Regions from separate parts of the Homo sapiens genome. Here regions 1 and 3 are each linked to region 2. A link is a contact called in ENCODE Hi-C data. All regions are on one chromosome and are shown on one strand. The core of a region is the stretch at or near the end of the contact, and the rest is flanking DNA. Distances in the headings are between cores, read along the strand shown. Region 1 holds the start of ANKRA2 (ankyrin repeat family A member 2). Region 2 holds the start of PPWD1 (peptidylprolyl isomerase domain and WD repeat containing 1). Region 3 holds the start of TNPO1-DT (TNPO1 divergent transcript).

What was found. Hi-C counts contacts between places; a loop is a spot of excess contacts on that map. Pooled maps may share reads with other maps.
Region 1: a loop to region 2 is called in a pooled map, with 9 times the contacts of the local background. The contact joins the promoter of ANKRA2 here to the promoter of PPWD1 in region 2. A Hi-C loop is called at or near these places in 2 of 50 pooled maps.
Region 3: a loop to region 2 is called in a pooled map, with 15 times the contacts of the local background. The contact joins the promoter of TNPO1-DT here to the promoter of PPWD1 in region 2. A Hi-C loop is called at or near these places in 5 of 50 pooled maps.

The regions. Positions count from the first base shown.
Region 1 is chr5:73,564,154-73,567,275 of GRCh38, forward strand. It overlaps ANKRA2 (ankyrin repeat family A member 2), which reads right to left and starts at 1,486. Exons shown (of 9, transcript NM_023039.5): 1 at 979-1,486. It overlaps UTP15 (UTP15 small subunit processome component), which reads left to right and starts at 1,590. Exons shown (of 13, transcript NM_032175.4): 1 at 1,590-1,759; 2 at 3,109-3,122. RefSeq lists enhancers at 746-1,300, 880-929, 950-1,159, 1,170-1,729, 1,301-1,855.
Region 2 is chr5:65,561,694-65,564,611 of GRCh38, forward strand. PPWD1 (peptidylprolyl isomerase domain and WD repeat containing 1) reads left to right here and starts at 1,603. Exons shown (of 11, transcript NM_015342.4): 1 at 1,603-1,813. The coding sequence starts at 1,618. It overlaps CENPK (centromere protein K), which reads right to left and starts at 1,475. Exons shown (of 11, transcript NM_022145.5): 1 at 1,405-1,475. RefSeq lists enhancers at 730-1,391, 1,112-1,251, 1,392-2,052.
Region 3 is chr5:72,814,889-72,818,158 of GRCh38, forward strand. It overlaps TNPO1-DT (TNPO1 divergent transcript), which reads right to left and starts at 1,660. Exons shown (of 9, transcript NR_186518.1): 1 at 1,265-1,660. TNPO1 (transportin 1) reads left to right here and starts at 1,773. Exons shown (of 25, transcript NM_002270.4): 1 at 1,773-1,864. The coding sequence starts at 1,850. RefSeq lists enhancers at 1,340-1,419, 2,500-2,549 and silencers at 1,680-1,779, 1,820-2,039.

The DNA.
Region 1 (3,122 bases), core at 236-2,735, 8.0 Mb after region 2:
GCAAAAAGAAGGAAACCAGAAAAGAAAATTAGTTCAGTGATTCAAAGGGAGATGGATGTGCAATGCATTAGTCCATGCGTCTTAAAAGGGACTGGACAATGTGAACTGTGTTTCCTGAGGGAAGAACCATCTCCCCCTTTCTCCTATCCAGCGGTTGGCTAAGTGCAACTCCCCTAAGCTCTCTGAGCACCCTGCATGTATCTGTATTTTAGCATTCACCATCCTTTTGACAATTTCCATTTAAATAACAGCTAAATTGAAAACTCCCCTAGGATGGGGACCACTCTTACTAATTTTTGCACACAGAACAGTACTTGGTCCTACCAGGTGCTCCATAAATGTTTTCTGATCTTAACTTTAACAATTTTTTCCATATTCTTTTCTATTTCTAACATTTGCTGATTAGACCTGGCTTTCCACTCCCAACATCGCTACTAACTAGCTGGCCACTCCTGGACAAATAAATAATACAAGTTTTCTGAAATTCATCTATTATAAAAAGGTGTTGAAATAGGCCTTTCTAATATTCTTTCCAGCTCTAAACAGCTTCCATGTTACAAATCAGGGTTTATAGATGGAATTACAGGTCTTCGAGAGGAGAATAGCAAATGTGCTTAGGCGAAGGGGGTGGGTGGAAAATGAACGCTTATCTTGGCACAGCAGTTTAACGAGAGGAGAAGCAAAGTTGATTGGTAGGCCAAAATTTTGAAGAACAGGAGAGGGAGGCGGGGGTGAGGGGAGTGGGGTAACAGGACTTAGAAGAGGTGGTGGTGAGAAAAAGGGGGTAAGGCAATCGATAGCTAGGTTCACCTCGATCTGTCAGAGCCCAGGGATGAAGGGATAGAGAGTCTACGGAGATAAAGTGGGCAGCTATGCTAGTTCCTGTGGATGCTAATAACAGGAGCCCCTCGTTTCTTCCTGATCCTGGAATTATTCTACAAGGAGAGGAAGGTGCTATGAAAATAAATGATGCCTCACAGGCGACAGGTGTCCCAGCGTCCCGAGACAGGAGCCCGCTGTCTCCCGCTGGAGGGGAGACTCTTGCAGGAAAGAAAGTCCGTTCTGTCGCCACCGGCCAGCTGTGCCCGAAAAGTCCCAGGAAGAAACTCTCGCTCATCCGCGGCGAGCGGATCCCGGGCACAGGGGCTGGAGGCCGACCCGGTGAGAGTGCAAGGTCTCGCGACCACCGACGACAGCAGACAGCGAGTCGGGCCTTCCCATCTGAGGCCAGCTTCAGTACAGGCCTCCAAGCCCGGGCTTGTTTTGGCCGCGACGTCACTTCCGATTTCTTCTTTCGCCTTCTGGCTAAAAAACGTTCCGCAGCAATGCAGCTGAAACTTTCGGGTTTTCTTTTTTTTGTCCCTCTCTCCTTTTTTTTAATATTTTTGTTTTTGCCGCCTTTACGCTCCGAGGCCCATCCTGCCGGAGTACTACACAGACAGGGTCATTTCAGTTGACGGTTCTGGGTCACCAGAGCAGAGGAAGCCCCAATTTCGCCCTCCGGTCACACCTCCTACTCCAGATCGCCCCGCCCACCTGACCCGCCTCTGCGCCGCCGGGCTGCGTGAGTCTCATGAGCGTGCTCTGGTACGTCATCTTCGCGCGACGTTCGGTTCGCTGTGTGTGTCGCCGGCTCCTTGAGGGTCCATGTGATTTTTACGCCAGTGCTGCTGAACTGTGCAGGGTAGGGAGCTGGCACAGTCCGATTAATTGTCCTTGGGTCGAGGTGTCTCGTCGGACCCTTTGGGGCTCAGTGGAGGTAGGTGAAGGCGGCTCCCATTGAGGGAAGCCCACACTCACACCCGGCCTTCCTGTGTTAATCTGGCATGCTCTTCTGGGGCTTCCCAGGCTATATAGGAGAGTGGCCAAATTCTTTAACCGGCTCAAGTTCCCCTCAATTAAGCTTCGACCTAGGTTCTTCTCTGCGATTACACCCTTTCCTGTCCACCGTTGTTAGTTCCCGGAGTAATCAGCAACTCTCCAAGGCAATGGACACATTTCCATCTTTGCCTTTGCTTACGAGGCTCCCTCAGGTGAAGTGAACCTAATGGAGTTTTAAAATATTTGGGAGATAAAATCAGCAGATCTTGTTAACTATTTGGATGTTAGGAGTGAGGAAGAAAAGGACACGTCAAGGCTGAGTCTAGGTTAATATCTGGTGCCAGTCACCAGCCAAAATGGAGTATATTGGAGTAAGCAAAGGCACAGACCATGTCTTTATTTCATTCACCATTATAGCCCCAGTGCCTAGAGCAGTGTCCTGCACATTGGTAGGTACTTTAATGAACAGAAGAGTGTTCCCAAAGACCAGTGAAATACAATCATTGGTCATTGTATTTCATTAAAGCACCTTTTAAATATATGTTACACCTATTTATCGTGGTGTTACTAATGTAAAGTTTTCAGGCTTTTTGGAATAGATGATGAGCAGCACCTCTGGAATCATTTACCTGATAACATTGAATCTCTTTTGCAATTGAGTCGTTCTGGAAAAATGTTTTGGCTTGATTGCATGTTATTTAAAAGTTTTATCCTATTCTGCCACTTTAGTGTTGAATTTAATTTCAGGACTGCTTTATTACAGTTTTCTTTCCTACTGTTTAAACCTTTTAAAGTAAATTTAATTTTAAGCTTCTACATTAGAATATTAGCTTTGTGTTTCTTACTTCTTGGCATTTTTAGGCTTTCAGGAAATCAAATCCGTAACTATAATTGTTATAGATTAAATGTCATCTTAAACTTGGTTTCAGGAAACTTGTATTTGCAGTTTCACCTTAATATTTCCTGTTGCCAAAAAATGGACACTCAAAGCCAGCATGATCCTTTTTGGTTTGGCTACTGTAAGGCTGTGCTAGATTTATTCCTAAGTGTTGTAAAATGGTTGGCTAGGTGTGAGAACCTTTGTGTACAGCTGAATAGATGGTGCGATATGATAGCCTTCACTTTAATTATTCCTGCTTCCTATAGATTGCCTTTTCTGGGTTAGAATTAAATGGCTTATTGGTCTCTAATCTATATACTTCCACACAGACTTTTTAAAGAAAGCAGAGTGAAAATCAACTATGTGTACAAGCTTATAATATGTATATAAAATATTTTATTTTTCAGAATTAAGGCAGAGT
Region 2 (2,918 bases), core at 353-2,852:
TTTTTGAGGTCCCCAGTTAGGACTACAATACTTAATCATTTATTGAAGAAAAACAGTATCTCTTTATTTAGGGATAATACTATACTTAAAGAAACTCGTACTATTAATTGGGAAAAGATTAATATACATGAAATAAGCAAAAAATACCCACATAATTCTAAAATACATTCATTTATTCAACAAATATGTTAATGTGTGCCATTGGTCAGACACTGGCTTTAGCTGTGTAGATGAAAAAGTCTTTGTACTTGTAGAGCTTCCATTCTCATGCAGACAATATAAATGAATGGATAACTAAATACATGATATGATTTCAGGTAGTCAGAAGTGCTATGAAATGGTAAAGTATACAACACTGCCTGCAAGTACTATCGGAATTCAGGATAGGGAAGCTTAGAAAAACCAACCCGGAAGGAATTAGTCCATAATAATGCTTAATAAATGTTAACTAGCTACATTATTATTATCATTATCATTATCATCTTCATCCTCATTATTGCATTGGTCTCTGAAAGATGAGAAGCTGTAAACATGAAGGCTAAATCGCTGTGGAGATGCTTTCAAGCATAAAAACATAAGAGTAGGAGGCAAGAACGAACAAGGGAAATTTGTGAGACACAAAAGAAAGTAGTCTGATGAGAGCAGAGGGCAGAGAAGAAATGAGACTTGCTAGGTAGAATGGTCAAATAATGGGAACCTTTGAAATAAAATAAAGTGCCTACTATGGGGGGGCAGTTCCTTCCCTGTACGTGGTGCCTATCTCAAGGCAAAAGTAGAGAAGAGATTTACGACGAGGATTTTATTAGGTTGGTGCAAAAGTAATTGCAGAGAAAAAAGAAGTGTTTTACGGAGGTCATTTTGACAAGCTGTATTTGATTTTTTAAAAAAGAGATTAAGATAATACATTTTATGTTATGTGCTTTTTACCTAATTTTTTAAAAATGAAGAAGACAGATGAGGAGGAGGAGAAAGAGTTCAGATGACTGCTAGGAGATGAAATCCTATACCAGAGAGAAGAAAGAAGAGTGACCCGTTCTGCCCTAGGTCTTTTGGTTATTTGAAGTAGCTGCTTCTCCACCCCACCCCCAGAAACAGTAACAAGCACTCACCACCTTCTTCAGAGAGTGTGTGAGAGAATAAAGGTCAGGAGAGAAAACATGTTTAGTGCATCTGAAAGGAAACCCGCGAGTTAACCACTTCCTTCTGTCCCCACCCTTCCATCTTTCTCTAAATATTGGTGAGGTTATGGAGCTTGCGTTGGCGCGCGGGAAGCCGAGAAGAACGGGACTCAAAGCCCGGCTGGGAAGTCAGGTATCTAGTTGGCCGGCGATAAGGGTTTCACCTTCAGGACTGGAGCTCCACAAGATTCAACCGTTATATCAACCTCCCCGGCCCAGGTCTTACCATCACAGCGTCACAAACTCCAGGTCGCCTAGGCGCTGCGCAGGAAGCGCTTGCCAGCCCCGGACTTCTGCGCGCGCTGCATGCCCATTGGATGTGCTCATTCCCACCCCAGCCAATCCCGAAACTCGCTCGGACGCTGACAGAAGACTGCGCCGCTGCTTTGGGATTGGTAGCTGAGTTTTGTGTCGCGCCTTTTCTGACGATGCGAACAACATGGCGGCGGAAAGTGGTAGCGATTTTCAGCAGAGACGTAGAAGGCGCCGGGACCCGGAGGAACCGGAAAAAACAGAACTCAGCGAAAGAGAGCTGGCAGTAGCAGTGGCGGTGTCCCAGGAGAACGATGAGGAGAACGAAGAGCGCTGGGTTGGACCTTTACCTGTGGAGGCAACACTGGCCAAGAAGAGGAAAGGTAGCTGCAGACATAGTACCGGGACGAATTGGAGTGCTGCGTCCGCTGAGTAGGAGGGTTCAAGCCAGATCCGAAGAGGGATGATGTGTGGAGTTTTGTGCCCTCAGAACAGAGGGCCGTCCTCTCACTTCTGGCTACTCCATACTTGCATGTCTTAACGAAATAGTGATTTAAGCGTAGTACAACGTCTTTTTGATAATATCTAACACTTTTGATCATTGATTTGTTATGACAGATGCTAAAACTAACATTTTCCTATTCTTATGTGTTTGGCTCCTCTCATTTACTCCCCACAGCAGCCACATGAAGTTGGAATTTCGAACTCTTATTTAGGTATGCAAAAGGGTACCAGTTCTCTTTAAGGCTTTAGTTCAGGAGTGGTGTTAATGTATTAATGTGTTGGGGCGCGAGAGGAAGGCGGTGCTTATTTCGAATCATGGTAGGTAAAGATAATTTCAACTCTGACACTTCCACTAATAAATTTTCGCATCTAGGGAAAATGACGTAAGCTTCCTAGATCACAGATTTGTTTTCATCCAAAACCCGAAGTCTGTGGTTTTGAAATCACGCTCTTGATACGATGGGCTGAGTCTTTTTGTCACTAACGAGGAATAATCACAAATTATTATCAAATAAAAGGGGTGGGAAAAGGGGTAGATTAAGTTTTCTTGTCTTTGTTGTTTTGTTATCTTGTTTTTCTGTGAAATGTTTTCCTTAAGTATTTAAGACATTTTAAATGTGGTCTAAGCTCAAATCGTACTTTAGCACCTTCCCTTAAAAAACTTCAATGATTTGTCATTATTTTCTCTCTCTTTTTTTTTTTTTTTTTTTTTTTTGAGACGGAGTCTCGCTCTGTCGCCCAGGCTGGAGCGCATGCAGTGGCGCTATCTCGGCTCACCGCAACCTCCGTCTCCGGGGTTCAAGCGATTCTCCTGCCTCAGCCTCCCGAGTAGCTGGGGCTACAGGCGCACGCCCAGCTAATTTTTGTATTTTTAGTAGGGACGGGGTTTCACCATGTTGGCCAGGATGGTCTTGATTTCTTGACCTCGTAATCTGCCTGCCTCGGCCTCTCAAAAGTGCTGGGATTACAGGCATGAGCCACGGC
Region 3 (3,270 bases), core at 410-2,909, 7.3 Mb after region 2:
CAAAAGAATACATATTTAATTTGCTTAATCTCAATTTTACAACATCTGATAATCAACATTTTTTTCTTTCAAAATGTTTTGGCCAATAAATCCTCTTATGCTAAATAATATGTTACTTTTTCTTCAATTCATTTCAGCTATTTCCAAACTATTAATCAAGTGAACTCCTACTAATTGCTTAGTCAGTAGTATTTACATCTGTCATTATTTGCTAATCTTTTGGATTTTAGAAATATTTGTGTTTTTTCCTTTAGCAAAGTAGAATGCAAATACTACACATCTTCTGATTTGTATAGATCCTAGTCCACGATGTAACTTTTCAAATGCAGAAATAAGCCATTTGTTATTTGGATAAATATACTTTTTCTGGGTATATTTTCCTGCAGATAAACTACCATTCAGAAAAGTTTATATTACATTTTTTTCTTGGTAATCTACTCCTATTTGGGGGGGGGGGCTCTTTTTGATATACACTACTGTATCCAATTACTATCAAATTAATATTATAACATGTTGAAATCATGAATATTTTAGTTATCTATATTTTCCCTTGCTAAGTTCAATTTCCCAATGATTAAAAAATGGTACTTTTAGTCTCAAATTTTAAGTTAAATAAACTAGTTGTTCCTGCAAAATGACTGTAATTCAAATGAAAATTGTTAACACGTTTAGAAGAACAAATAAATTACCTTAGTAAAAATTTAGACATTTTCTAGTATTATGTACTGTAATTTTACCTAAACTATGACAGGAAGGCAACAACTGTCACACATTTTCAAAATATATACAGCACTTCCAGTAAGATAGTCGGAACTGCTGGTATTTCTACTCACACTGATCATGTGAGGAATATTATCACGGGCATCATCACCTTAGAAAATAAAAATCAGCTAGCTATGCAAATTTTAAGTATTTTTATACAGTAAATTTTACATATAAGAATAATCTGAGGGAAGGAAACTGATATTTATCTCATTACCCTTGTTGCAGTTGGGTATAAAAACGTCCACCACTCCCATTTTGAATCATTTGCCGTACAGAAAATACAGGACATTTTAATTTCTCATGATGGCAGGTTAGGGAGAGAAAGGCTTGTTATTTCTAAGAGCAAGAAACTACAGTTTTATAGGATTGAACACCTGGAGGCGTAAACATTTTATAAATCACTGAATTCTAATTACATAGTAGTTTATACGCCAGATACAACATACGTCAAAAGCCTATCTTGTTCTAAGCGGGCAGCCATCCACCGGCGTCTACCTACCGAAGCCATTTCTGCTTTTTACCAGCGACGCTGGAACAGTGTTATTGTGGGATATGTTCAGTGTTGAACAGGCTCCCAGGGCACGGCTGTTACTTTGGAGGTTATGCTGGGGTACAGAAGTTAGGCTGGGGCAGGGCCATCCACCTAGGAGGGCCCAGCACAGTCTGGGCAACCACACCGGCGGGCCGTTTTGCTCACAGCCCCACCGCGCCGGGCAGCGTCTGCAGCTGCTGCGTGCGAGACCCAGAGGCTCCGGTCAGCGCGCCGGCCGCAGGGAGTGCGAGCACTTGTGAGCCCCGCGCCGGGCCGGTGAAGTCTGGTGCTGCCGAGCCCGCTTAGAAAGCACGGCCGCGCGCTGTCGGACGCAGGCCCACAGGCCCAGCCGACCCAGGCAGCAATTTTCCTAGCCCCGCCGCCGTTGCCAAGGCGACCGCCGCCGAATGTTCCCGCCGCGGGCTCCGCCCCCCGGCCAATCGGACCGGCGCTCGGTGAAGCCCAGATTCTCTTTGTTCCGCAGCCATTTCAGGCCCCGGACAGGAGGCAGTGCCGCTTCGGCCGAAGGCCCGAGCGCCCGAGGCGTCTGGGATGGTGTGGGACCGGGTAGGTGGCGTGAGGGTGCGCGGCCCCGAACTGCAGGGGCGGGAACGGAGGCTGGGAGCGCCGAGCTGCCTGACGCGCCTACGGGAGAGACGCCGGGCTCGCCCGCTCTCTCGGCGCCTGCCCGGCCGTTTGAAGCCGAGAGGCAGCGGCGGCGCGGTTCTAACCCCAACAGCTGCCCGCCCAGGCGCCCTGCGGGACCCGGGTAGGGAGCAGGCGACGGCGGCTCCTCAAGCGTCCGAGGATCCCGTTAGGGGCGGCAGGAGCCCGTTACAAGGGGCGGGAAGGGAAGGGTCTTACATTCAGGGGAGCGTTTGCCTCGCCTGTTAAGCTGTGGCGTTTGAGGGCCCTTGAGTGCTGCAGTCGGCTGCCCCGGGACGGCTGCCTTTCACTGGTTCTGGGCGCTGGCCGGCGCTGCCCGAGATGGGCCAGTCTTTGTCCCGCCCTGGGCCCCTCTGCCCGGGTCTCCTGCGTCCGCACACAGCGCCCATCGTCCTTACATGCAGCTTGCCGTTCTCTTCCTCCCGGCGGTTCTTTCTCCTTGGGGCCTCTTGGCCTCACGACATGTTTACATAATGTTTGTGACTGTACGAGTTTTGCGTGGGCTTGTGGGTTTTGCCCTTCTACCTCCACTCCCATGCGTACAAGCAACAGGGAACAGCTGCTGAGGAGCAGATTGGCCACCACAATCAAGCTATTTTCGGAATGACTTTCTTTAAAAATGATCGCGTGTTGCTTACTGATTTTAAAAATCAACTGGATTTTGCAAGGATTGCTTAGAGTTTAAGTCTGTTATCTTAATCGCTAATCAGGATGGTCTATCAGTAGATGTAAATGTAGAAATTTGAAATTGGAGGCTATCTACAAATTGATTTTGACAGCTGTATTAAGAAGCTTAATAACTGTCCTTTGAAACAGTAATGACTTAAATGATGAATGTGTAAGTGGTACTTTTTTTACCCTAAAGAAAAGATACTTTTAAAATTGCAAGATGTATGGTGTAATAGGTGTTTGGAAATGAAGGTTGTAAAATGGCTGTCCTGACGTACTACTCACTTTTAGAATAACAAAAGTTCCTGCAGCTTTTTAAGTTTCCCTGTTATATCAAAGCTTTCATGTTAGAGTGGTGAAGAAGCTATGTTTAGTGGAAAAGGGGAAAGTTCCGTTTTTTGGGAAAGGATCTGTTTTCCACTTTCACCTTACCTGGCACCGTAGTTGTTCCTAGAGAAGGCTGTGCCAGGATGAAAATTAGCAACCACAAAAGGGAAACAATAGTTTGTAGGTGCAGATATCTTTTTTAGTCTCTAGCTATGCAGTGCATAAATTTATACTAGCTTGGCAGTACGATTTTTACTTCATGCAATTTAACGTGAGCCTAATGAAGTACTAGTGTTCTGTTTTCTTTTTCC